2 separate regions of the Homo sapiens genome follow, and region 1 is linked to region 2. A link is a loop called in an ENCODE intact Hi-C map of the cell type or tissue named here. Cell type or tissue: CD4-positive, alpha-beta T cell. All regions are shown on one strand. Each heading gives the region's core, and the rest is flanking DNA. Links, peaks and the distances in the headings are about the cores only. Region 1 has its middle 50 kb from the start of THEMIS. Region 2 holds the start of THEMIS (thymocyte selection associated).

Evidence for each region. Hi-C counts contacts between places; a loop is a spot of excess contacts. Peaks named below come from ENCODE experiments on the same cell type or tissue, not always from the same donor. Only the 100,000 strongest peaks of a DNase experiment are listed, where the experiment ranks them.
Region 1: a loop joins it to region 2, with 3 times the contacts of the local background. A loop is called at or near these places in 5 of 110 quality-filtered maps.

What each region holds. Positions count from the first base shown.
Region 1 is chr6:127,945,565-127,956,666 of GRCh38, reverse strand. No RefSeq gene overlaps it. Among named protein-coding and RNA genes, the nearest start is that of THEMIS, 50 kb to the right of the region's middle. In CD4-positive, alpha-beta T cell, for the core only: no CTCF peak of the experiment used is centred there; a DNase peak (open chromatin) is centred at 5,296; H3K4me3 peaks cover 819 bases; H3K27ac peaks cover 1,217 bases.
Region 2 is chr6:127,896,222-127,907,323 of GRCh38, reverse strand. It overlaps THEMIS (thymocyte selection associated), which reads left to right and starts at 6,266. Exons shown (of 6, transcript NM_001010923.3): 1 at 6,266-6,482. The coding sequence starts at 6,392. In CD4-positive, alpha-beta T cell, for the core only: no CTCF peak of the experiment used is centred there; DNase peaks (open chromatin) are centred at 4,203 and 6,173; H3K4me3 peaks cover 3,564 bases; H3K27ac peaks cover 3,452 bases.

The DNA of each region.
Region 1 (11,102 bases), core at 1,959-9,958, 49 kb before region 2:
CTGTACCCGTCAGAGCTGGATAGCCTCGAAGCATGTCACTCATCTTGGGTTAAGAGTCCTGAGAATGTACTAGACTTCCAGCACTGCCATTACAATGTATTGCGGACTGGGTGGCTTAAAACAACAGAAATTTATTTTTTCAGTTCTTAGAGGCTAGAAGTTTGAAATCAAGGTATTGGCAAGGCCATTTTCCCTCTGAAACCTGTAGGGGGAGAATCTTTCCTTGCCTCTTCCTAGCTTCCAATCCTTGGCATTCCTGGCTTGTAGCCACATCACTCCAATCTCTGCCCCCATCTTCACATGCTGTTCTCCCAATGTCTCTTCTCCTCTTATGATATTAGTCATACTGCACAGTGATATGTCATACATAGTATCACCTCGTTTTAACTTAACTAGTAGTATATGGAATGACTCTGTTTCCAAATAAGGTCACCTTCTAAGGTGCTGAGGATTCAGACAACATATATTTTTGGAGGACACAGCCCAACCCACAACATACAGCAATATAAAACACACCCAGCCAAATTATTCAAGTTGTGAGGGTAGAATGGGGATATTTTCAGATATATTCAACCCATAACACTAATGTATACAGAACTGCATTCCCAGCTGCAAGAACATCTTTTTCCTCCATATTTATATATCCATAAAATATGGTTTTACTGGATTTTAAATGTTATGTAAATGTTAGACTGTGGGTACCCTGCTGCTGCTTACTGTTTTTCTCTTAATATGTTTTTGAGATTTATTTACATTGGAAATCTAGTTCATTTTAAAAATTACTGTATGATATTTGATTGTGGAGATATAACCTGTTTTATCAAAACTTTCTCTTATGTATGAATGAATGTTATTCTCTATTTGCCTCTTAAGCATCAGTCTCTGCCCTTCTCTACTTGGCTCTCTGTTATGGGAGGCTAACTTCTTGAATCTGCATCACCCGGGGTCCCTTGCTTTCTGCCTTAGAGTTGGTTTGGCCAAGGCAAGGCACCAACAAAAGACCAGCTGGTGGGAGGAAAGGGAGGTGGTACATTCCCCATACTGGTCCACATTTTTTATAATGGCTGCAATTCCTCTATCAATGTCCTGGGAGGGAGCCATTTGCCCCATAACTTCAGCCCTCCAGGTTCCAGTAACACTGCTTTATTCTTGTCTCCATTCAGGCCCAGGGATGATAACTTATAGCTTTGTTACTTCTTGGGTGCTTTACCAACCCTTATTGGTACTACTGTAAATAGTCTTTTCAACAACAACAACAACAACAAAAATCCCTCAATTAACTATTTGAGTATGCCATCAATTTCCTGCTGAACTCTTGACTTATACTGTAATTGGTTCCAGAAGTTCCCCTAAAACACAGTTCATCAAATCGTATATGGAGTTGAGTCACTTATATATTTGATGAGTTGCATAGACAGACTTTTTGCCCTGGGGAAATTGAAACCTGGAAATCTGAGGCAAGAAATGGCTGGTACCTTTACTAAAACACATCAGCTTCTGGCATGCAATATGAACCTACTGACCTAGCAAATGCTTTCTTTTTAGTTTCCATCAGTAACTATAACCTGTAACACCTCACCTTTGCCCAGAGGGTCAGCAGTACAACTTTGCTGTCTTTTATCAAGACAATATCTGATCTCTGTCATGTTGAGGTCTAGACTAGAGCAGTGATCCTCAAAGTGTCATCTGTGAACTGGTTTCTGGTCCATGTTTCTTATTTATCCCCAATGAATTAGGAAGTTTGCACCAGAATGTGAACTATACCACTAAGCACACCGTTTGGCTCAGCTGACAATTTTTTTCTTAGAAAGACTTTTTTGATGAAGGAGTAGTGCATTGATTTATTTTCTGGTGGAAGCTCCTTACCTCACTGTTGCAGGCACGTACTTTGAATAGCTGCTTCCTGGTCTAGAGGGAGCTTGATTATCTTGACACCCAGTAGAATGCCATGTTGGAGCATATTAATTTTACCATGTCATCAGGAAGAAACTAACAACCTGATGCCTTAGGAAGACAAACACATGACCAAGGAAGGGAGACAAACCATGTGAAAGTTCATAGACTTGTGATCATATGAAGTTTCTAGTGTGACAATGCTGTGAAAATGGCAGAATATTCCTTTTCAAATTAGAAACAAGTTGTCTCACTTTGCACAGTCCACAAAAGAAAGAGCTCTAGCATTCAGTATGTCTCATTGAAACTGGGACGCGACAAATTCCATATTTGGATATACTACTCTGGCCCAACCACCAGGTAACCTATACAGCTACCTGTTCCAAGGGATATTTAGAGCAAGGTGGGGTTATGCAGCAGGTCCAGGCTTCTGTGCAAGCTGACCCATCACTTAGACCTGTGACCCAGCAAAGTGAATTGTACTTGAAGTATTTGTGGCAGAAAGGGATAAAATCTGTTGCCAGCAACAATGACATCACCAGACCGCTGAGGTTTTAGAGTAAGGCTAATTCCTCTTCTTCAAACTACTATCCTCCATTGGTAAGGCTGCTTTTAGTTTGTTTCTTGGCCCTGGTGGAAAAGAAGCAGATGATGGTGGTATGGAACACCAGCGATATAGGTATGGAGCTACCATTAAGAACTGAGTGCTATCTGACCCATAGAATTACGAAGTGGGATGTGTGCAGCCGTTTTTCGTGATTAAATGTAACTTATACATATGAATATAAGACTGAATTTGAAAATGTGAAGAAACCACAAGTATATTTCAGGAGTGGTGGCTCAGAATCCTCTAGCATCTGCTCCTGCTCTTCACCTCCTCTTCCTGAACTCACATCTATGATACCATTGAGATGATAAAACAATTGTAGTTTTGTTAGTTAGGTACAAGACCCTTCTTGTTTTGCAGGGTCTAGACAAAGGGTTGGCAAACAACTGCCTATGGGCCAAATCTAACCTGCCACCTGTTTGTCCTGATCACAAATTAATAATTTTTACATTTTAAAATGGTTTAGCGGGGCCAGGCGCAGTGGCTCATACCTGTAATCCCAGTACTTTGGGAGGCCAAAGTGGGTGGATTGTCTGAGGTCAGGAGTTCAAGACCAGTCTGGCCAACATGGTGAAACCCCGTCTCTACTAAAAACACAAAAAATTAGCCGGACATGGTTGCAGGCACTTGTAATCCCAGCTACTCGGGAGGCTGAGACAGGAGAATTGCTTGAACCTGGGAGGTGGAGGTTGCAGTGAGCCGAGATCATGCCACTGCACTCCAGCCTGGGCAACAGAGAAAGGCCTCAGCTCAAAAAAAAAAAGAAAGAAAAAAAAAAGGTTTTGGGGAAGAATCAAATGAAAACTAGGAGTTTGTAATGTGTAATCATTATCCAAAACTCAAATGTTAGTGTGGGTGCAATCTATACTACAATAGCTAAAGCCTAAAATATTGACTATCTGGCTTTTTATAGAAATGTTTGTCAAACTTGTTCTAGAAGCTGCCGAACTACATTGCCTAAAATGCTTACCAGCAGATTAGATTCTGGTAATGAGAGAGGTTTGCAAGAGATTTAGAAGGAAGAAAAGAAGCAGAAGGTAGTAATCTCCTACGGCGTGTAAGAGAACTGCATGGGCTTTGGCAGATGGCTCATAGGAGGTTTTGCCAGCAGCTTTTAGGCCTTAGCTTACAAATTCACCACAGAGGCTCAGCCCAGATCACAAATGACTCCTGCACTTTATGGGCTCCTGAATTCTGATGTCAGTTTCCTCCCAGGCTTTGCTCTTCCTCCCTTCCAAAGTCTTGTGTAAGTCTTACATTCCTATATTTAGTCCCTTCCTCCTCGACATACCTAAAGTGGGGTATGTCTTTTTTTTTTTTTTTTTCAGTTGGAGTCTTGCTCTGTTGCCAGGCTAGAGTGCAGTGGTGCTATCTCGGCTCACTGCAACCTCCACTTCCTGGGTTCAAGCGATTCCCCTGCCTCAGCCTCCTGAGTAGCTGAGACTAGTGGCGCACGTCACCACACCCAGTTAATTTTTTGTATTTTAGTAGAGATGGGGTTTCACCATGTTGGCCAGGATGGACTCGATCTGCTAACCTCGTGATCCACCCGCCTCGGCCTCCCAAAGTGCTGGGATTCCAGGTGTGAGCCACCACGCCTGGCCTAAAGTGGGTATGTCTTATTTATTTATTTATTTATTTTTGAGATATGGTCTCACTCTGTTGTCCAGGCTGGAGTGCAGTGGCATGAACATGGCTCACTGCAGCATCGACCTCCTGTGCTCAAACAATCCTCCCACCTCAGCCTCCTGAGTAGCTGGGACCACAGGTGCAGGCCACCATGCCCCACTAATTTTTTGTATTATTTGTAGAGATGGGGTTTCGCTGTGTTGCCCAGGTTGGTCTCACACTCCTGGGTTCAAGCGATCCACCTGCCTCGGCCTCCTAAAGTGCTAGGATTACAGATGTGAGTCACCATGCTTGTCATAAAGTGCCTATTTCTGATTTTCTACCCAAACCTTGACTAAGTTAATAAGAAAAGCACTAAATAAGAAATACAGGGTAACTAGAACATAGCTACAGCTATAAGCAGAATTATGGGTTCTGTGAGAGCACGTAATGGAATTCTTACCTATTCTGGGAAATAGGGTAAAGTTTCCCTGAGGAAGTGAAAACTGATATTAGATCTGAAAGAATATGAGGAAGCTCTTGCAAAAGACTAGAGCTTCCAGGACAGAGGCAATGTAAGAAGTATGAGGAAAGGTATCCAAATAACCCTTTGGCAGGAAGAACGTCGGTGCTACAAAGAGAAAAATGTGAATGGGACTGAAACTCAGAAAGCAATGTGCCAGAGAAAGCTGGAGTTGGACAGAGAAGCTGTCCCATACAGGACCTTCCAAGCTGTGGGAGGGATTATGGTCTTTCTCCCATAAGCGATTGGGGGCCCACCACTCTGTTTTTCTCTCTGTTGGTCATACAAAACTTCATCACAGATGTTATAAGAGATGGGGCTTGACTAATAGGTGGAAGAGCCATGAGAGAGGAGAGTACTACAAAAAATGGACGAGATATAAATTGTATACCAATCAGTTTAGCAGGATCAGAGTGGAGATTCATTTAAAGACAAAGCACAAAGGACCTAACATTGACAGGAGTTTGGACTTTATTTTGTTAATGAAAAGTTATCCAGGCAACCAAAAAGGACACTTTTCTGGAGACTTTTTTCTGTGGTAGAACTTAAACTGAAACATCAAACTTGAATTAAGACTGAGAAATACTGTTGGTGTTTGTTAATGATTGTGTTTTGTGGTTCTTGAAGTGAGACAAAGGCTTAAAAGTACAGGAAATTGGTGGCTTTGGTAAAGTAAAAACTGAATTGTTTCATATTAAAAGAGGCCATTGCAAGGTTTGTCTTTATGCTATTGCTGTAGCAATAGAGGAACTAGATCATGGCACTTTTGAAGAGTAGATGAGAAAATGCCAGGTCTCCTCAGCTGTGCCTGCAGGTACCCAGGTCTGGCAATCTTAGGAAAAAGGCAAAGGAAAGAGGGTTCAGTGGAATTTGACACCAGGCCTTCAGGAGACATGAAAGAATCATTTAAACATGAGTTTAAAAGTACTATTTATTGTCCGAGAAAGAATAACATCACGTATACATTTATAATGGCTAGGTAAGAAAAAAAGGAAGTATTATTCTAGCAGAGTTGGCAAATGTTGCAGGTTAGCTTCCCCAAAAAGAGACCCGGAAATGGAGATTAGCATGCAGGCAGTGTGTTGGGTAGTGTTCCTGAGAACTACACACATGCCAGTTGAGGGAAGCAGGATTGAGCAGAAGGAGTTTAACCACCAGGCAGTTCTAACAAGTCTCGGGTGCCTCTTCAGGGTTGCCTCCATTGAGGCAGAGGCCAGGCCTTTGTATCGCTCCATGAACCGGTCATTGGCTGCAGCCTACCCAGAGGCAAAGGACAGAACCTTAAATGAGGAAGCTTCCACCAACCATGGGTGATATCTGGAGGGGCATTCAGCTAAGTGCTGTCAGTAGTCAACAATTCTGGCAGCTGGATGATGGGTGCATGGCCTTAAAGAAAGTTGTGTGTCTAACGCTATAGCGTTCACTACAGTTCACTCCTGTGTGTCTCTGGATCTTTTACTTCATATAATGTAGTGAATTCACCCTGTCTGGAGGCAGCTCCTACAAGATTATGGTTGGTCTCTACCACCAGGGAAACATACAAGAGGAAGATTAACAGTACAAACTACAAACTCCGGTGCTGTGGCTAATTTCAAGGATATTTATCATTTTAAGTTTGCTTCACCCTTAACTAGCTCCTCTGCTTGTCTTGATGGCTCACGTGGTTGAGTGATGCAGACCTTCGTCCAAGAGGAGTGAGAGCTCCTAATCCCCATGTATTTCTCAAGCACAGCTGCTATACTTGACTATTACCTGTTAATAGTGGACACCAACAGATACGCCAGTGCATCACTTTGATGCCAAATGAATCCTTCCCTGCCCACATTGTATACCATCAGCCTTGTCTCCCCCTGAAGATCAGGATCAATTATACCTGCAAGGATGTTGACATTGTTCTTTTCCCACCAAGCTCTAGGTATAAAGAGACTAAGGTAACCAGAGGTCAACTTTGACTTAATGTTTAATGGGACTCTCACTTTGTCCTTTGGTGGGAGGGAGTGTTCCTAAATCTCTAAAGCTAAAAGAGCCTAGAGTTAAAGGTACAGAATACAAACTTCCAAGTAAGTCACTCAGCTTGATGATCATTGAGGCCACTCTTACTTTCACCCCTTGGTTCCTGTTGCAATGTATTTACATATGGGGAGCACAACACAATATAATGAATATCAATGTGTTAAGTGTCTCATCATGAAAGATAGTGCCCTATTATCCAAGTTGGTGCCTCATCTTTACATCCAAACTGGTGCTGCATCTGTACTTTTAATAAGCTACTCTATCACTCCATCATCTGATGGTTTCTGGGTAGTATAGAAAGTAAGAGGACAAGTGAATCCCGTGACCATGAGCTTGCTGATGAACTTCCTTTGCTTTAAAATAGTTCCTTTGGTTTTATTTACTGTTACATGGGATCTGTATTGGTGGATCAAAACTCTATAAACCTTTGGAGAATGGTACTGGTTAAAGCCCTTCAAGCAGAAAAGGTAACCCATACCCAGAATAACTGTTGATTCCAATCAACATAAATCACTGGTTATTCTAGCATAGATGAAATCCAATGTACTGAACTTGCAACCACCTGTCAGTGGCTGTCACCCCAGCCATTTGGCAGTGGCTAAGAACAGAAGCTGTGTAAACATCGATTAGCTGTATAATTCTGTCCACTCGGTTTCGGTGGATATTCTCTAGTTTTAATATGCAATATGCTTTCTCTGATAATTCTACCCACATATATCTTCCCCAAATCTCCTTGTCTGCAATCTTACAATTTTTTTTTTCATTCCAGGGCCCCAAGCAAAGATCCAAGCCACTGGTCATTATCCATGAATCCATGCATATATGTCTACTTATATTTTCCTGCAAAGTGCATGACCAGAGGCACTGCCCAAAACTTTACTGAGTGCTATAATTTCTTCTTCTAGCCACTGTCTTTCAAGGCCACCACTAAGTGGGCCTGCAGTAGAATAGCAGTCTATTGTCAACGTGCACCCATGTGCTGAACTAACCAATTTATGAACTTTGCATGGCCCTCTGCCTCCTGTGTCAGCTGGCCATAAAAGACTTCTCTCATTTACTATAGCTGTTTGATGAGAGAAGGGTACTGGTGCAGCAGTAGTGGATGGCACAGACTTCTGAACTATTCGATTGTGCAGTTGACTTCACTACTGTTGCTTGCTCCAAGTGATACCAATTCCATTTTACAATGGATTGATTACTGCTAGGTCTGATTGACCCTATGACTTGGTGGGTCTGAGATAACCCAACTCAAGGTGGGTAGTTCTGTCACTGTGCATCCAGGTTCAGATGCTCCATTTCTACCAGGACCCAGTCAAAAACCAACATCTATTTTTAGAATGATGCTCAATCATCTAAACATCAGACAATATGGAGATGTTTAGAACCCATACTGTTGCTCCAGAACCCATACTGTTACTCTTCTATTTGGTGGTACCCTAAATGCCATATGGCATCTTTCCCAACACAGATAACTTTAACATAAGAAGGTCTGCCAGATCGAAGGGCCCAAGCAGCAGGAATGCTTGTATGCACGGCAGCTCGGAACTGTTGCAGTGCCCTTTCCTGCTCTGGACCCCGTTTAAAGTCAGTAACCTTCCTTATCAGTAAATGGGATGATATAGTTTTCCCAAGTATGGCATATATACTGCCTCCAGAATTGGGAGAGTTCTGCTAGGCATTACACATCCTTCTACTTTAGCGGCTCAAAATGCAATTCTTAGTTCTCTAATTTGGACAGTTCTTTGTTCTTTATATTTGTATGTCTCAGTCTGACCCACCGCTACACTCTTTTTTTTTCCTTCAAAATGATGGTCATGACAGGATTCCAACCAGTCCCTGTCTCTTTTTTTTTTTTTTTTATGAGACAGAGTCTGGCTCCGTTGCCAGGCTGGAGTGCCGTGGTGCAGTCTTGGCTCACTGCAACCTCCACCTCCCCAGTTCAAGTGATTCTCCTGCCTCAGCCTCCCAAGTAGCTGGGAATACAGGCATCTGCCACCACGCCTAGCTAATTTTTGTATTTTTAGTAGAGACAGGGTTTCACCATGTTGGCCAGGATGGTCTCGATCTCTTGACCTCGTGATCCACCCTCCTTGGCCTCTCAAATTGCTGGGATTACAGGTGGGAGCCACTGCACCCGGCCTGCCTCTTAAACTCTTAAAATCTTTACTGATGTGGCATGTCACTGATTCTTTGTAGAGTTTCTCTGCTGCCATCAGAAGTGATTGTTTCTTACCAAAGCCTACGATGTATTTGCCATTTCTTGTTCATCAGGTCTAATTAGCAGTTTTTCATTGAATTGAAAGAATTCTTTTTTTTTTTGGAAATGTCCAAATGTGCAGGTTGCTTCCAGCTATATTACAACAGAGTGTCAGAAATACTGCAGCTCCAGGGCAAGATCACAAATAGATGCTATTGCTTATCTCATGTGAATGTGAACTACTTTAGGTCCTCTTCCCTGATAGAAATGAAAATAACAAATTTGCTAGGTCAATGGCTATATACCATGTTCCCAAGTCCATGTTAATTTGTGCTAGTAAAGATAATATATCTGAAATGCCAATTTTAATTGGAGTTGCTGCTTAATTGAGTTTGCAGTAACCACCGTTACCAAGAGGATGTATCTGGTTTCTCTAGGTGCCAGATTGGTAAATGAAATGGAGATATGTTAAGGTGCATTTTCTAGGTGTCTAAAGGTAACATTACTGTATGCCATTTCCCCAAATTGCAATTTTAAACATTTTAATGAGATATAATTAACATATCATACTATTCACCTATTTAAACTGCATAACTCAATGTGTTTTAGTACACTCATTGAGTTGGGCAATATTAGTCTTGACTTACTCTCTTGTGAGGAAGTTTCAGAGAAATCCCCTTGATTTCCCCCCACTACACATAGTTCTCATCTCACAGATCAAGAAACCAATGTGGAGCTTTTCCAGCCACCAAGATATCCATTGAATCGGACATTTGGAGACTAGAGAAATGACTACAGGATGTGTCCATGGAATAAGTGATCTCACTGTGAGTTGGATCTGGGACAGGACTACACTTAACATCTTACTCCCATACCCATCACTCTAATGAGGGTAGGGAATGTGGATACTTCCTACAGTCCTCTAATATTTTGAGTATTCTCGTTTTTCTGATGTACAGGTACTTGAGCAAATGGTAGTGGTTCCTTTTGGAGAGGGACCGGGGAAACTATTATCTGTATACCTGCCATGGTGCTGCAGGTTCCTTTCTCATGGTCAATCAGCCTCTCCTTCAGTCAGTGATTTCAGATCTAAGAACTAGCTTAGGTCTGGAAACTGAGTAGAGAATTGTGACTTGTTTTCAGGGTAGACTATGAACTCTAACATGGTATTTTTTAGCTCTTTAATTCTTTCCTTCACCATTCATTCTGGCAGTTTCCACTTCACTTAGTATGAGTCATCACTTTTTCCAAGCATCCTAGGGCCAGTCTAGCAGTATAAGAGTACCATCTTCCAGGGTTCCTGCCAGTGTATTAAATCTTATGTCGGAGAGTGATCCCATATGATAAACATGTCCTTGCCTAGTTTCGCATTCCATCCCTCTTGTTATAGTGCTCTCAAGATTCAGGTTCATATGTAATCTCCCAACTACAACCCATACATGTTGCCTAGGTCCTTTGATAGCTTTGGTATATAATGACTTTCTTCCCTTAGAAGGCCCTGCACTTTCCTGGCCTGGTTATGGCTAGGGATTATGGATTGGGTTATAACCCAATCCCAGTTATTTTTCTAGCAGTCAGTAGAGAAAGTGGTGCTATATCTTGAGTAGAGAAACTGGTGTCTTTCAATCAAAAATCTATACATTGTCTTCAAAATAAGGGGAGAGTGATGGTTATTAAGGGTGAGAAGTGAGACATTTCTGCAGTCTTTGGGTTCCGAGGATTATTGAAATTCAGGATCTTTTAGTACATTGTCCCAGGAGTTCCCATTCCAAGTTTCAGGGTCCCCCCGTTTCTCAATCAGTGCTTTGACCTTGGCATATCAGACCTGACAGGGTTGAGAATGCAACCTACTCTGGAGCAGGTTCTCTTATAATTAATTACTGGGTCTCATGCTCAGCCTTTTGTACTCTGTAGCTGATGGAAATGAGAGCCTCTATGTGATGTCAAGGAAACTCTTGGGCTTTACCATTTTACCTTATGTTGGTGATTAATCACCTTCATCTTTCCACTGTCTTTTTCCAATATGTCATGTGTCTCATCAGTAACTATCTGATCCTATCATTCTTATAATTATTATTTTCCCCAAGTATCTAAAAATCTTAATATATTACACCTGCCAGTGAATTACATTTCATAAGTATCTCATCCCCATTCATCACTGGTATAAGTTTTACTCATACTGCAAACATGTGCCAGGGGCTGTGAGTGCTTCATCTACCTCCAATGATGGTGTCCTTATTACCATACGACCCACAGCGAAT
Region 2 (11,102 bases), core at 1,277-9,276:
CCTAATGGTATTGTATGATTCCCCAGAGCAAGCTTATTTTGTAGGTAGAAATGCTGTAAACCTTTCAATGACGAACCAATAAATGGCACCTTTTGGTTAATCCAAAATCACAGGAGTGATTCCTATAAGCCTAATTTTTTCTTCTTTAGAAATAACCAATGAAAAGAAAGTTTCAGAGAATGAATGATTTAGATACCAGTCAGAATAATCTCTAAGATTTCTTCGTTTTTGTTTTTTTCCGATACTATCTACTTGGAGATAAGGGTTTATTCTTTACTCAAAGAAATATTACATTGCACTGAAATATTATAATATAGTTTTAAGCCTCTACTGCTGAAGCTTATTTCTCTGCTTGTGAATTTTTTTTTTTGTTTTTTAACATTCAGACAGTTCTACTTACTTTTTAGGAAAGCAGCTATAGAGAATCTAACAAACGAATTGGTATTTTACGTAAAGTTTGCTTTGAGCCATTTTTCTTTTCTTTTTCTTTTCAACAATACTTCTCTTGGGATAGAAATCATTGGCAATAATGATACTAACTATAATTTAATCATCATTTCATAGCCAAGTCCTTCTCTGTTCTTTAGCAGAAATTTTAAAAAGATGTGTTAAGTAGTAGCAAGACTGGTGTGAGGACAATATTTTTTTTCCAACAGGAACTTCCCTGTTTGAATTATTAGGGTAATGTGAAATGCATTTTCTTTTCTTTTCTCCTCCTTTTTTTGGTCATTAAAGTAATAAATGCTTCAGTTGATGGTATAAATAAATCTTTGTGTGTATCTGATTATATCTAAATGTGAAATTGCTACATCAAATTGATTTCAAGATAGATCACAACAGTTTGTAATATAGATGAGTGACTAAACATTGCACCATTAACAGTATGAATTTTATGAAATAAATATTTGCTTTTTCTGTCAGGTTGGTTTTTACTCTGATTCCATTCATTTGGTCAATTTTGCTTTAGATATTTTGAAGGTATATTATTGAAAGCTGTGAATTTTCTTTAAGAATTGGTCACCCTTTCATTATTAAACAAATAACCTTATTATCTTTTATAATCCTTCTTGTCTTTAAATCTAATTGATGTAATATTGATGTAGTTTCATGAGCTTTCTTTTGCTTAATGTCTTATGGTATTTATTTTCCCATTTTTTCATCTTTAGACTTTCTATAAACTTATAACTAAATTGTATATTTTTAAGTAGATTTATGTGTTTAAATGTTATCTGCCAACATTAGTTTATTACTTGAACTATTAAACTATTTAATTTTTATTTGTAAAAATTATTTCATTTAAATTATTTAATTTAAATTACATTTAAATTATTTCATTTAATTACATTTAAATTATTTCATTTAAATGTAATTATTTCATTTAAATTATTTTAAGAGTATAATTGAGTTTATGTATACCATCATAATGTTTGCTAGCAATTTTGAGGTTCTTTTTCTTTTCTTTCTCGTCTTTTTTGGATTAATTAATTTTATCATTCATTTACCATTTTTAGTGGCTTTCCTAGAAATTACATGTGTTTTTATTTATTTAACTCTGATATTAAACATCACTTTTGCAACTTCTCTAGAAGGCTAATGCTTTAGAACATTTTAACTTCATTATCAGTTTTGCTTTTGCATTACTGCTATATTTTACAATATATTGCATGAACTATATATAGTGCAGATATATTCAAAACTCCACAAGCCATTAATTATTGTTTTGGGAACTCAATATATTCAGTTCACTGACATATTCACCCTCTTCATTCCTTCCTGTGGTCTTGACTTTCTGTCTGAGATCATTTTACTTTCGCCTGCAGAACACCCTTTATAGTATTTCTTTTAGTGAGAGTTTACTGGTGATGAATTTTCTTAGTTTTTGTTTGTCTGAAAATGTCTTTATTTTGCTGTTGCTTTCATGCGTCTCTGGATTTAGAATATCAAGTTGGTAGTTGGTTTCTTTCAGCATTTTAATGATGGTATTCCATTGTGTTCTACCCTTATTGGTTTTTGTTAGTAAGTCAGCTATCATCTTATTGGTGATCCTTTGAAAGTGACAATTTCTTTTCTTCAGAGTGCATTTAAGATATTCTCTTTGACTTTGGCTTTTTAACGTTTTAGTATGATGTTCCTTAGTGTGCCTTCTTTTGCATTTATCCTCCTTGGTGGTGTTGGCAAGGCTTGAATCTATGGATTGATGCCTTTTTCAACTTTGGAAAATCTTCAGCTATTATCTCTTAAAATATTTCTTCTCCCACTATTATTTCTCCTCTCACGTTGGGACTCAGTTTACATATAAGATCTTTCCACTATGGCTGAAATATCTCTCTGCAGAGACACAGAGATAGATAGATAGAGAGAGAGAGAGTGAGAGAGAAAGAGAGAGAGCAGATATTTCCTACGCTCCCATTTCCAGTTCAACAATCCTCTCTTACTGTATGTCCCATTTGCTGTTAAAACCAATTATTGAATTTTTAATTTCAGTTACTGTATTTTTTAACTCTAGAATTTTCATCCGATACTTTCTATAGATGGCAGTTCTTTTCTCCTTCTTGTCTTCTAGTTTTGAACATGTTTATCAAAATTATCTTAAATTGCAGGACTAATAATTCCAATATCGGAATTACCCCATGAGTTTGTTTCTGTGGTCTCCCTTCTCTCTGTCTTTCTCTGTCCTGTCTTCTGGCATTCCCATTCATTTCATACTTAATTATAGATGTTGTATTTTTAAATATTACAGAAGTTCTGGCTGCTTTTCCTCAACAGGAGGATTTACATTTGCTTCTATCTGGCAGCAAGAATAGGGGCAGACCACTTTAATCCAATGAGGGATTGAGCTAATTTTAGTCTAAGCTTCAGTTTTTGTAAAGCTAGTTCTATTTATAGGCAACCCTTTCTCTTAGGAAGCAGCCTTCAGGAGCCCCAACTGAGAACACAGGCATTTGTTGTGACTCCTGCTCCCTCCTTGGCTGGCCCTGGCTTCCCAGTTCTGCAAGACTGCTGAAAGCACTCCTTGGCTTCTTCAGCTTCCTACCAACCATGCTCTTGTTTGTGTCTCATACAATCAACCCTGTACTGCTTTCAATGAGCAAAAAAATTTTAAGGGGAAAAAGTGGTGCTGAGCAATACCTTTCTCTGACTTTTCCTGGAGGAATTGCTACTTCCCAAAGTCCAATTTATTTTGGTCTCTTTTGCTATGTGAAACTGCCAAAAACTCAACTCAGGTTCTCTCCTCCTGAGCCACCAGTTTTTGCCTTCTCAGACTCTCTCTTGGTGCCAGTTACTAACCCATAAAAGCCTTGAGGGAAAAGAAGTGCAGAATATGGAGTTCCTCTAATGGTTCTGCTCTGCTTTACAGGATCTTGGCCTCTCATGTTCTGCACCCTGACAGCTCTCTTGTTTCTTAAAACAGCTTTTTTAAAAAGTATACAGCTCTTCTAGGTGCCTTTGGTAGAAAACGTGGTCAGATACAAGCTCATAGCCAGAAATAGAAGTCTTTGAATATTTTTATTTTGCATATTGACTAACAAGTGGCCTTTACCCACCTAAGCCATTGTTTATTTGAAGGATGTGCTTTTTTTTTTTTCTATTTTGTTCAAACTCCTTTTTGATTTACAGGAGTATTTCATAAGTTAGTTGTCAAATATATTATTAGTTTTTTCCTTCAATTACTACTCAGAAATAGTTATTTTCTTACCCTTTTCCAGACATTTTCCTATTTTTCCCCTCTGGTTTATTTTTATTTAAATTTAATTTTAAAATGTATCTAACTTTAATTTCATTGCATGGAAAGTTAGGGAAATTTTCTCCCCAATTATTTAACAACCATTTGTTGAATAAAACATTCTTTCCCACTGCCTTGGAATTTCACCTTTTTCAAATAGTAAATTATTATATACAGTCTAGTTTTTTTTTTAAAATTCTCGTTAATCTATTATTACACCTATAACATGCTGTTCTAATGACCAAACTTCAATAATTCATTTTACTTGATGATTCAAGTACTCTTGAACTCATTGCTCTTCTTTGTCAACCTTAACTTGGCTGCTCACATCAGGATTTTTTTGCCTGTGTGTCAGAAGTGATTACGATCTGGTCTAAAGCAGTAGCAGTGGGGATATAGAGCAAAGACAGAGTGAGTGGTACTGAGTATTGCCATCTATAGGGCCTGATGGATTTAACGGCTAGAGAAAAAAAATGGCATCTCACATGATTCTAAGCCTTCCGGCTTGGGAAACTAAGAGAATAGCAGTGTCATTAATTAAGACTGAGAATACGAAGATGATTATCACAGAGAGAGCGTCATCTGTCGCGAGAGCAGAAGCAGATGGAGCCTAGGTAATTGTAAGAGATTGGTGATACGAAATGGCTGTTTGGCTAGTAGGATAGAAATTTGACTTGGGAATATTAAAAAAATAAGTGATATCCAGCTTGCATTAGATATCAAATGAAATGTATTGTGGCATCAGTTCTAACGGATTCATAATTTTTAAGGAGCAGTCCACAGAAGCCTCTTTCATGTATTCATCCACATGAAATACACTACTAGGCTGTAAACTGTGGGGAGGGGTATGGAAGGCAGACAGATCAAGGGTAGGACATTTTTGGACAAAAAAGTTGCCAGTGAGGAATTTGAATCTAATGATAGTAAACCTGTTGATGTGGTCAATCGTAAATTCTACTTTTATAAAGAAAGAAATGAAGCTGGACTGATTATTGAAAATGTCAAATAGGATTACAAAGAGTTGAAACAGTTTTATAAGCTCCATATCAAAACTAGGCAGTTTTTATCTTTCTAGGTCATTTACATGATGGCCATGGTAGAACTGAGATGTCCCCTGACCCTCTGTATGTGGCTATGCTCTCTGCAGCCTAAGGCCAAAACAGTTAATAGATAAGTGCCTGGGTTTGGTTACTAAAGAAAACGTGTAGATTCCTGTCATCTTTCAAGTGTATACATACCAACCAGTATTCTTTATTTTTTTTTTTTTTTTTTTTTGAGACAGAGTCTTGCTGTGTCATTCAGCCTGGAATGCAGTGGCATGTTCACAACTCACTGTAGCCTCAAACTCCAGGGCTCAAGTGATCCTCCTTCCTCAGCCTCCTCACAGCTGGGACTACAGGCATGTGCCACCATGCCTGGCTAATTTTTTAATTTTTTTGTAGAGACAAAGTCTCACTATGTTGCCCAGGCTGGTTTTGAATTCTTGGGCTCAAGCAATTCTCCTACCTCAGCCTCCTAAAGTGCTGGGACTACAGGTATGAGCCACCGTACCCAGCCTCAACCAATATTCTTCTACTTTACCTTAAAGAGACTTAGGAACTACCACCTTTAATTGTATATATTTTAAATATTGTTTCAGTTACATGCAAAAAATAGAGAGGGGCAGGATTTTGAAGAGATCAATGTTCATGAGTTTTCTCCTGCTTCCTTTGGTGCTGATCATTTCCCCTCCTAAATTTCAACAATAAGATCAGAATTGTGGAATTGTGAACTTGGAAGAAATTATAAAATTTATTGGACTCTTCTACTTCATCTCCATTTAGTAAATAAAACAAATGAAAATCAGAGAAGACAAGGCTGACGTTAGCCTGTAAATCAAAAGCAGAACTAAACCCAGAAAATGCAGGTTTCCTGACAAGTAATTTTAATACTTTCTACTATAGTGTAGAGATTAGAAAACTCATTTTAATGTACTTTGTTAATTTACTGTATCATTTTGCATATTCTATCCCTACCCTACCCTCCTTTAAGATTCAGCAAAATTTTTAATGTGGAAGAATAAAAAGTGGTTTCAATACTCTCTCCAGAGTATAGTATCAGAATTCTAAAAAGAGCTGACGCAAAGCACTTTTATTACCAATTTTAATGTAAAGGCACTGACAGTATGCAAATAAGGCACAAAGCCAAGCTTTAGAAATGAACTAGAGAGATAATGAATTCACATGGTGCCATTTTTAAGATTAGACTTTAGTCCTATATTCCTGTTCTTTGTTGGTGGGCAAGCCACAAGCAACTCTGACCTCAGTTTTGCTACCATAGTAGATGCACACCTGGATTAACAAAGGACAGAATGCGCTACTTAGCACGTCTCATTTTTTGGGCAGTGTCTGTTCACCCCACCCCCATCCTGTTCAACTTCAATGTCAGAAGGAAATGAAGCCACAATGTGAACAAAAAGAGCTATAACATTTTTTGTCTCCTGCTTCCCCCCTCCCTCTTCATTGTCCTCCCCACATAGAGCTACTCCACCCCACTCTGGCTGTAGTGTGACATTCCTGCCTGCCTGAGGAAGAAATGGTGAGCAGGGGCTGCAATTGCAGACAAGTGTCACCCAGAAGCCACAAGTTTCTGTGAGCACCAGGTCTACAAACTACCCAAGGCATAGCAATGGCATTATCACTGGAAGAATTCGTCCACTCCCTTGACCTCAGGACCCTACCCAGGGTTCTAGAAATCCAGGCAGGCATCTATCTTGAAGGTAAGCACTCTCCAATACCTTTACTGGCTAGAACATTCTTGTAAAGTATACATTTTTGAAAATTGGAGGGGGGGAATTTTAACAGCAAATATGTGAGTTCTGGTAAAGGAAAGGCGATCACAAAAGAAAGTAATGAACTGACCAACGAATCGTCAAAAGCCAATGGTGTTGGAGAGGGGAGAAACTAGACAGGACTCTGGGACAGACAGAAATAAGGAATTGAGTGAAGCTTCTTGAGCTTTCTGTAGGCCTTGAATGGTGAACTATTTCTGCCTTTGCTTTGAAATTGGTTGTAATCAAGAATAATAAATTTAGTTATCAATATTTATGTTTCCACAATATAAAAAATAAAATTTAGCTTGCTAAAACAAAAGCAACTATCAAAGGCACAGTGTTTAGAAAGAAGTATTTCCAAATATTTCCCAAACTTTTAGCTCCTAAATGTTGCTTATACCAATGTTTTTCTCACTCTGTAGTGGCCTAACTCCAAATTCCTTAAATAATGAAAATTTTAATTTGAAGGTATAGAAATTATTGCTACAAGATAATTTTTAAAAATTGATGTTGAAACTCAGAGTTCAATTAAACTTATTGAATAATAAGATAGTGAGTTTTGGTGTAACTCACTATGTTAATTCAGGTGAAAGAACATTATAACCTCCAATATACAACCTAGAATCTTTACATGGTTAGTTTGAATACATAGAATACAATTAATAATTCTGTAGGTGTATTTCTGGCCTCAAGAGTGGTAGAATTGAAGCAGTTGTAGAAACAGATCAAGACAAAACTACCAGGAAAATAACTTAACTGTTGGTAGGCAGGTCTTTCTTGTTCGTAGACAAAATAATGTATTACATATTATGTTGCAAAGTAAAAGAAAGATTAACACGTCAGCTCCAGTTTTTATATATATTATATATATATATATATATATAAAATATACACACACATACTTGCAGGTGATGAATTGATATGGGCTGTTATCAGCTTAGTGTACAGTTTTATTTAACTAATTTGTAAGTTGATTTTTGGAATCAGACTATGTTTTGCCGTGTATAATCATATTATCAATGTCTCTATTTCTAAGCCAGCCCCAAATCATTTTTTGTCTCATGGTTTGTGTTTTTTAGGCTTTACGTAAAAAGTCTTTCTTTATGTCTACTTTAAAAAGATATTTTCCTATGTTGTTTTTATCAACTTTACGGTTTCATATTTTGCATTTAGTTTTTAGTCTATTTGGAGGACAATGTTATGAATTGTACAGGGATCCAATTTTAGTTTTCTCTATACAGTTCACCTGATTTCCAGGTACCATTTGCTAAGCTGACAATCTTTCCGCCATTGATTTTTGTTGCCTCCTTCAAATCATATTATATGTTCACCTCTGTATCAGTCTGTCTCTAAAATATCTCTTCTATTCCATTAGTTTATTTTTTTTCTTAGCTGCCCCCAAACACACTATTTTTGTAACTATGGCCTTGCAATACATGTTAATATAGAAATGATGTATAGACCAATCCCTTGTTTTCAATCCTTTTTTCCTAAATTGGCTTAGATATTCATAGACTTTAAAAATGTTTTTATAGATACATAATATATATACATATTTATGGGATACATGTGATATTTTGATACAGTGTGTAATAATCAAGTCAGAGTAATGGGGATATTATTCATTGCCTCAAACTTTTACCATTTCTTCATGTTAGGAACATTCCAATTCCACTACTCTAGTTGTTTTGAAATATACAGTAAATTATTTTTAGCTATAGTCACCCTATTGTACTACCAAACACTAGATCTTATTCCTTTTAACTGTGTTTCTGTACCCATTAATCAACCAACCCCTCTCTATCCCCCTCCCACTACCCTTCCCAGCACCTGGTAGCCATCATTCTACTCTCTATCTCCATGATATCAATTTTTTTAGCTCCCACAAATTAATGAGAACATGTGATATTTGTCTTTCTGTGCCTGGCTTATTTCACTTAACCTAATGTCCTTCAGTTCTATCCATGTTGTTGCAAATGACAGGATTTCATTCTTTTTTATGGCTGAATAATATTCCACATTTTATTTGTCTATTCATCTGTTGATGGACATTTAAGTTGATTTCATATTTTGGCTATTGTAAAAACATGTGAATGCAGGTATCTGTAATATATTGATATCTTTTCTTTTGAATATATATCCAGCAGTGGGATTACTAGGTTGTAAGTAGTTCTATTTTTGTGTGTGTGTGTGTGTGAAAACTTCACACTGTTTCTCATAGTGACTGTACTGATACACATTCCCATCGAGTATAAACGTTCCCTTTTCTCCACATCCTCTCAAACATCCATTATTTTTTATCTTTTTGATAAAAGCTATTTTAACTGAAGTGAGATAATATCTCATAACTTTTTCAATGAGTTTTTATTAAATCAATTGATTCTATAAGAAATCTAACTGGGATTTTTATTGGATTTATTGATTTGGTAGATTAAGTTGGAAAGAATTGACATTCTATATTGTTTTAAGAAAGAATGTAGTGTCCCTCTATGTGTCCAGACCATCTTCTTCATACCTTATTATTTTACTACTATGTTTTACTTCAATTAAGAGGGAAAAAACTAAATACCTTGATCATTTTCACAGTGTAAACACATTCATGTAACTGCCACCCTGGTCCAGAAATAGAAAATTCCAAGTATTCCAGAAGCCCTATCCTGTGCTCTTTCTCAGTCATTATATACTATCTCCCTCAAGTGTAACCACTATCATGACTTTTGTCCATTTATGACCCTTACATAAATGGAAAATTACAGTATGTATTCTTTTCTGGTTGGTATATCTGTTTAACATTATATTTGTGAAACTAATCCATGCTGTTTTATATATAGTTCATTCATTTTCAGTGTATGTTATTCCATTAGATGAATATACTACAATTTATGTATTAATTCTACTGCCAATAGGCATTTGGATTATTTCTGGCTTGGAGTTTCCAGTAATTTTGTCATGAAAATTCTTGTACATGTGTGCCTACGTGTATATGCATTAAGTAGGGCATAAAAGTAAGTAGGATTACTATGTCATATTGTGTGTGTACATTCACCCTTGGAAGCTAATGAAAAGCAAGTTTCTTAAGTAACCCAATTTACTTTCCTACAAGCAGTATATTTGTGTTCCAATTAACTCATATGCTTAGTAACACGATATTATCAGTCTTCTTAATTTTAGTCATTCTGGCAAGAGTATAGTGGTAGCTCATGGTTTTAGTTTTCATCTCCTTGATGACTAATAAGATTGAGCACCTTTTCATATATTTCTTGGATTTTTGGAAATACTCTTTTTTGCAGAGGTGGTTTATATTTCTTGCTCATTTTTCTGTTGAATTTTATACATTTTTGTTATTGATTTGATGGAGTTTATGTGTATATATATATTTGGGATATTTACTCTTTGTCAATTTTCTGTGTTGCAAATTACTTTCTTAGTCTATAGTTTCATATTTTATTTTCAAAATTGTGTCTTTTAATGGACGAAAGTTTTCCACTTTCGTGTTAGTGTAGTCAGTTTATATTTTCCTTTTTCTGTGTTGTCAACAATTTTTTTCTTTACCCTAAGTTCATGAAAATATGTATTATCTTCTAGAAATCCTATTGTTTACCCTCACCTTCAGATCTGTAGTCTATCTGGGTTTATGTTTTTGTATATGGTTTGAAGTTGAGAGCAATATTTATTTTTCTCTTCTACAGAGTCAATTGGTGCAGTGACATTTATTGAAAAGCTGCCTTTTCTCTATCATCTTACTCTGTTAACCTTACTCAGAAATAGTGTCCATACATGCCTGGGTCTTTTCCCTTTTATGCTGTTCTATTCATCTACTTGCTATCCTTACATCAATTTTTCCTGTCTTAAATAATGTGGATATGCAATATCTAATATATACTTTCTATTAGATTATATTTAATAATATGCTACAGAGCCATGGTTCTCAAACTTGGTTGTGAAATAAAAATACCTGGATTGATTTTAAAATATAAATGCCTAGGTTTCTCCTCAAGAGGTAAAGATTTAATTATGTAAAAGGTAAGGCATCACCATCAGTTTTTGAAAATCTTCCTGATGATTATAACACACAGCCAAATTTGATAACTACTGCTTTAGAACAAGTTCTCTCAATTTATTATTCCTCTTTAAGTTTAGCACTTTGAATTTTCACATACATTTTAGAATTAACTTATCAACTTCCTCAAAAGTCCTCCTGGAATTTTGATTAGCTGTGCTTTGGTTTGGAGAAAATTGGCATCATTTTAAATTAAGTCTTCTGACCCACTAATCTGGTATAGCTCTTTAGTTATTTAAGTCTATTTCATTTCTGTCAATAACATTTTATAATTTTTTGTACAGATCTTGTATTTTTTCAGATTTATTCTTAGTTATTTGATTTTTTCATGCCATTTTAAATGGTATTTTTAAAATCATTTTCTCTTTGTTGTACTTATTGAATTTTAAGAATATATCTTTAACATTTTGTATATGTTATGTGTACATTTGCATTGTCTGTGAATATTGATGGATTTTGCTTCTACTATAATACTGAATAGAGGTAATGATAAAAAAAAGATCTCT